Regions from separate parts of the Homo sapiens genome. Here region 2 is linked to region 1. Evidence: read pairs that join two places in POLR2A ChIA-PET (ENCODE). Cell type or tissue: endothelial cell of umbilical vein. All regions are shown on one strand. Each heading gives the region's core, and the rest is flanking DNA. Links, peaks and the distances in the headings are about the cores only.

Evidence for each region. ChIA-PET counts read pairs that join two places held together with the same protein. Peaks named below come from ENCODE experiments on the same cell type or tissue, not always from the same donor. Only the 100,000 strongest peaks of a DNase experiment are listed, where the experiment ranks them.
Region 2: POLR2A ChIA-PET joins it to region 1 with 11 read pairs; 15 of 35 experiments call an interaction of 5 or more read pairs at or near these places.

Annotation. Positions count from the first base shown.
Region 1 is chr22:39,176,990-39,179,890 of GRCh38, forward strand. No RefSeq gene overlaps it. Among named protein-coding and RNA genes, the nearest start is that of CBX7, 26 kb to the left of the region's middle. In endothelial cell of umbilical vein, for the core only: no CTCF peak of the experiment used is centred there; a DNase peak (open chromatin) is centred at 1,402; H3K27ac peaks cover 2,500 bases.
Region 2 is chr22:39,252,258-39,255,158 of GRCh38, forward strand. No RefSeq gene overlaps it. Among named protein-coding and RNA genes, the nearest start is that of PDGFB, 8.7 kb to the left of the region's middle. RefSeq lists a silencer at 1,367-1,416 and enhancers at 1,892-2,670, 2,587-2,881, 2,638-2,887, 2,671-2,901. In endothelial cell of umbilical vein, for the core only: no CTCF peak of the experiment used is centred there; DNase peaks (open chromatin) are centred at 1,084 and 1,384; H3K27ac peaks cover 2,500 bases.

The DNA of each region.
Region 1 (2,901 bases), core at 135-2,634:
CGGTCAGGCTCTGGAGCCCTCACCCTGGGAGTGCCTTTGGGGTCCTAGGAGGAAAGGGGTCCTTGTCCAAGATCCCACAGCTAGCTCGGTCAAGCTGACCCGGGAATCCGGGGACTTGCTGTTCTGCAAAACCACCAGAAACTAGGGTAATTCTTTTCCATGTTTTTCTGCAAACGCCCCCTAGTTTCAGGCCCAGAGCAGTCTGGGGAGAAGCTGGGAGCTGGAGGCTTCAGAGACCTCCACTCTGCAGGAGACCAAGCCCGCTCCCCATGCTGCCCTCTGCCCTTGGGGAGCCTGGAGGGGTCTTCCAGGGCCGGGAGGGGACAGGCAGGAGGGGCTGCAGTGGGATGGATGCATCTGGGCTGCCAGTCTCTAGCCTCCCACCCTCTCCCTCCCCTCTCCTGCTGGCTCGAGGACCACCCCAAGCCCCTGCCCAGTCCTGGGAACTCCAGCTCCATCTGCACTGCAGGCCCCATTTCCCACTTCAACAGCTCACGGTGGCTCTGGGCACAGGGACCAGAGCAACCTGGTCCAGGCCACAGCGAGAGGCAGGAGCAGCTCTTTGCTGGAGTCAGGAGGCCTGAGAAGTCCCTGGGCCTCTGCACCTCCACTTGATCATCACAGGGTTAGAGGATGTGGTCCCTGGGGCCAGCCTCATCAGTCCTCTGTGGTCCCAGGATTCTGAAATTCAACTGTTTGGTTCTGAGACCATCAGTCACCTCCTTCTGCCTGCCCTTGAGAGGATTAAGCAGAGGAAGTCCCTCCCTGTTACCTGCTCTTCTCTAGGGCTCACCCTGCAGAGTTCAGCTCCCATCCAGGCCAGGGCCCTGCTCCCAAGGACCCCATCTCCCTACCACTTGACCCCCCCAAAAGGCCAGACACCCCCAACGCTATTGCCTCCGCCTTCCCCTGGTGCCTCCTGCCTGCCTGTCCCGCCTGCCTGTCCCACCCGCCTGTCCCACCCGCCTGTCCTGTCTGCCTGTCTGGCTGGCTGGCCATCTGTCTGTCTCTCTGTCTGTCTGAGGGACAGTAGGAGGAAAAGGCTGGAACCCCACCCTGCTGGGTCCACATGTCCAGGGCATTGTTCAGCCTCCTCTGGGAAATCACCTCAATTGTGAGGCTTAGGGGCCACTGCGGCACGGCCGGGTGTGTTTACAGATGCGGGGGTGGCCAGGGGTTGTGTCTGTGGAGGAGGATGGGCACAGGGGGTGTCACGATCATCTGTGTGTGGCACGCTTGATTAAATAATGATAAAATGACGAAATGGAATATTATGCAGCCATCAAATACGAGGCCTTTGAAGAAGAGTGAGGACATAAGAAATGGTCCCAGTGTAAGATTTACTAAAAGGGAAAGTGCACAATGAGAAGAAGTCAAAGTGACCCACCAAATGCTAATCACAGTGATCTCTGCGCAGCCAAATCATGAGTAATTTCCTATTTCCTGTGTATTTACGGTGTATTTTCAATGTTTTTGGCAATGAGCACGTTCGTTTTGTAATCAGAAAAAGGAGAATAAATGTTGTAAAAATCAAACTAAAGATGAACTAGAAAACAAATGAACATGACTAAAATAAAATAAACTCACTGGGCATGGTGGCTCACACCTGTAATCCCAGTTCCTCAGGAGGCTGAGGCAAGAGGATCACTTGAGCCTGACAGTTTGAGACCAGCCTGGGCAACATAGTGAGACCCTGTCTCAAAAATAAATAAATAAATAAATAAAATAAGGCCAACAGAAAAGACTAAACATAAAACTAAGGCAAATGTTCAACTCCAGTTAGCAAACACTGAGTGGGCGCCTGCTGTGTGCAGAGGCTCTGCTGAGTGCCGGGGTTACAGAAATGAAGGAGACGGAGCCCTTGGCGAGTTAACCGTCCATCAGGAGGGTGGGAGAGTCACCAGTCATGAGGCCCCCTCAGGAGGGCACCGGAGAGAGGGAGACATGGATGAATCAGGAGGCCTTCAGGGAGGAGGTGACGGCTCACACAGAGGCTGGGGACAGGGGATGTGGTCCTGGTGGGAAATATGGCCGGTGGTGGTTGGAGGGTCCGCTGGTTGCACGAGCTCAGTTTAAGTATAGCGTGGGGAAGATAGGCTAGCTTCAACTCGCTACAAGTCTGGAGTGCCGGGTGGAGAGAGATTCTTAGCCAAGTGGGCATTCCTCAGGAAAGAACACAGGGAATGGTCAGCCATTCATTCACTCATTCATTTATTCAATTCAACAACTACTTCTTGAATACCATCCACACGCTAGGCACTGTGCAGCTTCCATTCAAATGCAGGGAAATGGGCAGGAAAGCAACCAATGAGTAAAGGGAATAGAAGTTGGTGCTGTGCGGAAGGATGGGGCAGGGTCCAGAGGTGGGGGTAGCTTGATGTGGGGTGACCAGGGAGGGCCTCACAGACTGAAGGAAGTGAGGGAGTGAGCCCACTGAGGCTGGGCTCTGCAGGAGGAGGGCTGTCAGCAGAGGGGGCCCAAGCAGACAGAGTCAGGGTGAAATCCCATAGGTCCTTGCAGGCCTTTGTAAGCACCTGAGCTGCGGCTCTGAGTGAGGACCGGAGCAGGAGCCGGGGAGGGTCTGAGCAGAGAAACACATGATCTGACTTAGGCTTAAGCAGCCTGTAGGAGGGGAGCTGGTGGGGCTAGGCTGGGCCAGCAGCCCTGGTGAGGGCGAGGAACAGAAGGCGGAGCCAACAGCAGTACGGCCTATCTGATGAAGGGTGGTGGTAAAGGAAAGAGAAGGTCAAGGCCTATTCCAAGGTTTGGGCCCTAGCACTTGGAAGGACAGAGCTACTGAAACTGATGGGGCCAGCTGGGGATGGCAGGTTTGGGGTGGGATGGAGCAGGGAAGACAGGCACTGAGGCTGGACAGGTCGAGGTGGTGATGCCCGGTGATAA
Region 2 (2,901 bases), core at 185-2,684, 75 kb after region 1:
AACAGAGGGCAGCCGGCATGAGTGACTAAGAGTCTTAATAGGAACCACCGCAGCCATGGGCATAGTACGTGCTCCCCGGGCACAGATGTGCTCTGGCCATGGGGCACGTCCCTGCTGAAGCCACAGAGTTATCATCGATGGTCCCAGGTGGAAGGGGTGTTCCATGGAGGATGGGCTTTCCTCTGCCCCTTCCCCCTTGGGGCACCAGGGGACCTCCCTGTTCTTCCTTGGATAACGACAGTGCTCACCACGCCCCCTCCCAGCTGTGGGACCCTGGGTGAGTGTGATTCTGGAACCTGTCCCATTTGGTAATGGGGTTAAGCTAGCAAATGAATGAAGGGGGTTGGCACAAACGGAGCACTCCATACATGGGAGCTGTGGTTACCTTCCTCCCACTTGGCTGAGGCACCTGAGGCACAAACCTCATTCAGTCGCACAATCTGCCTCAAAGGGAAGCAAGCGGCATGGGAAGGATCATACCCCTCTTACAGATGGGAAAACTGAGGCTCAGAGAGGGAAAGTGACTTCTCTAACATCACCCTGTTGGTTAGAGGTGGAGCTGGGTTTGAACTGAAGTCACAGCACTCCCAGGAAAGTGCTCAAAGGGAGGGAAGAATGAATTAAGCCAGAAAGACAGATCCCCCCATCCCACCCACCAGTGTGAGTGAGATATTTTCCCATGTGGGATCTGGTGGGGGCGTGCAGGGAGGGTGAGCGTGCCTGTGTGATGCGGTGTGAAGGGCGACTGGGGGGCCTGCGTGCACACAGGCATTGTGGGTGTAAACCAATGTACACTGGCCCGGGAGGAAGGGAGGATGAAAACACCCCCTGGCAGCCAGCAATGTCCCACTCGGGAGACACCCAGGGCGCCGGCCCCAGCCGAGCAGGCTAGAGACCCCAGGCGCCGGGGCTTCCCTTCCCTAAAGACCACCAGTGGGGGAGGGGAGGATGCACCTCAGCCTCCAAGCCTCATCTCCCTGTCCATCCCCCTCCCCAGCTCCTTCCTGTTTTGATGGAAGGAAAATTTTTCAGCTTTTTCCTTCTTTATTTTTCCAGACGGGTGACTCGCTCGGGAAAGGAACTCCCCCCTCCCCAGACCATCATAACACCTATAGGTCCATGCCATCGAGGCAGGCCCATCCTGTTATGCTGAAATAGGCATGGTTATTTTGGGGTGCCTTACGGGGGTGGTGCCCCAGGGGAGGGGACGTGGGGGTGCTCAGCTGCCTTCTTCTAGTCCACGTCCCCCTCCCAGGTTCCTCCCCACCCCCACCCCGTCCTCCCTGCCCGAGTTCTGGGAGGAGGGAAGGAAGCCTGCCAAGCCAGGGTATAAATAACCCAGGTGGTTACTCAGCTCCTGAGAACATGATAACATGAGTCATGACGTGAAATCAACAGGAGCAGCGAGCGCCCGGGCCGCCGCCCCGGCAGGGCAGTGGGCTGCAGGGAGCGACCGCGAGGGGCCGGGACTGCAGTGGGCAGGGCCCAGGCTGATGGGTGAAGCTGCTGCCCTGTGCCTGGTCCCAGGCAGGCCTCTTCCCAGCTCAGACCCTTGGTTTACTCATCTGGCATACACGGGGTGGGGGCTGCCTTCCTTCCCCAGGTCCTCCTGCAGCTGGAGAGAGGAAAGGAGGGCGGGGGTGAGCTCTGAACATCCCTGGGGCCTTTGCCTGTGCCTGACACACAGTGGTGGACAGAACCAGCCCACTGGAACTTCCAGTCCCCTCTCCCCATTTCCAGGGCAGATGGCCCAAGGGGTTCCCTGAGCCTCAGTGGGACTTGCGGGAAGGGAGGAAGGGGGCTTGGACAGGAGCAGGAGGGTCCTGAGCACAGGGACTGCAGAGCCTTCACCCACCAGGGTGGCCCTGAATCCAGGACAATCTGCAGCCTCCTCTGGCGCCCGCTGCAGTGTGGCCTGAAGCGTGGGCACAGAAACAGGACACCCTGGAAGACCTCCGGCCAAGCCAGTGTGACCAGCCCAGGCAGCTTGGCCGGGCTGCTGGCCCATCTCTGGTGCTCGCAGGCCAGGGGGCAAAAGCCAGCGCCCCTGCATCCTCACCCACGTCCTCGGCTCCGGGCTCATCTCCAGAGCATCACAAGCCTGGACCCCAGGTTGCCATGGCAATGGGTTCTGGAGTCTGTGCAGGGCAAGTCACCCTCTCCTGTCCACCCGCAGCTGCTAGGCCTGGTGGGGGGCAGCAGGGCGATGTGTGGGGGCAGGGCCTGTCCTGGTCGTAGGACAAAGGGCGGGGGGCACAGCTGGTGCTGCTGACCTGGGCTGGGAGCTGGGGCATTATCCTCCACGTGGCCTTCAGCAACTTAGTCTCCCAGCCGAACCTCAGACCCCTGCCTGGGCAATGGCAGAGGAGGGGGAGGATAACGCCTGTCCTGGCTATTATGAGGGGCACGCTGCAGAGGGCGTGTTATCAGGAGAGCAAAGACCCCTCTTCCTCTTTGAGGCATCGCCCTCTACACCTTTGGCCTTATCAGAAGGGCAGCACCCCCAGAGCTCGCACCCCACCTCATCTGCCCTGACCCTTGGCCCAGCTTTCTCTCCAGGTGGGGGGTTCACCGCACCCACCGCCCGCGACCCCTGCATGCCCAGACAGCTTGGCATGGCTCAGACCCAGCATTCAACGGGCAGCCTGCCCTCTGGCCCCTCACAAACAATGGGGACTCCAGGAATATTGTCCCGCCCGGGCTGAATCAAACGCTCTAAATTTAGTCTCTCTGATGTGTCCTCCGTTTCCTGCCCCTGCTGCCCTCCTTTCAAGGCGATGAGGTCACCCCGGAACTGCCTGCCCCAGCAGCCAGACCAAGGGGGTTTCCAGGCCCAGGACTGCTCTCCTGCTCTTGGGGAACGGGGTTTCATGGGGACCAGGGGACATGGGCCTTCCCTCC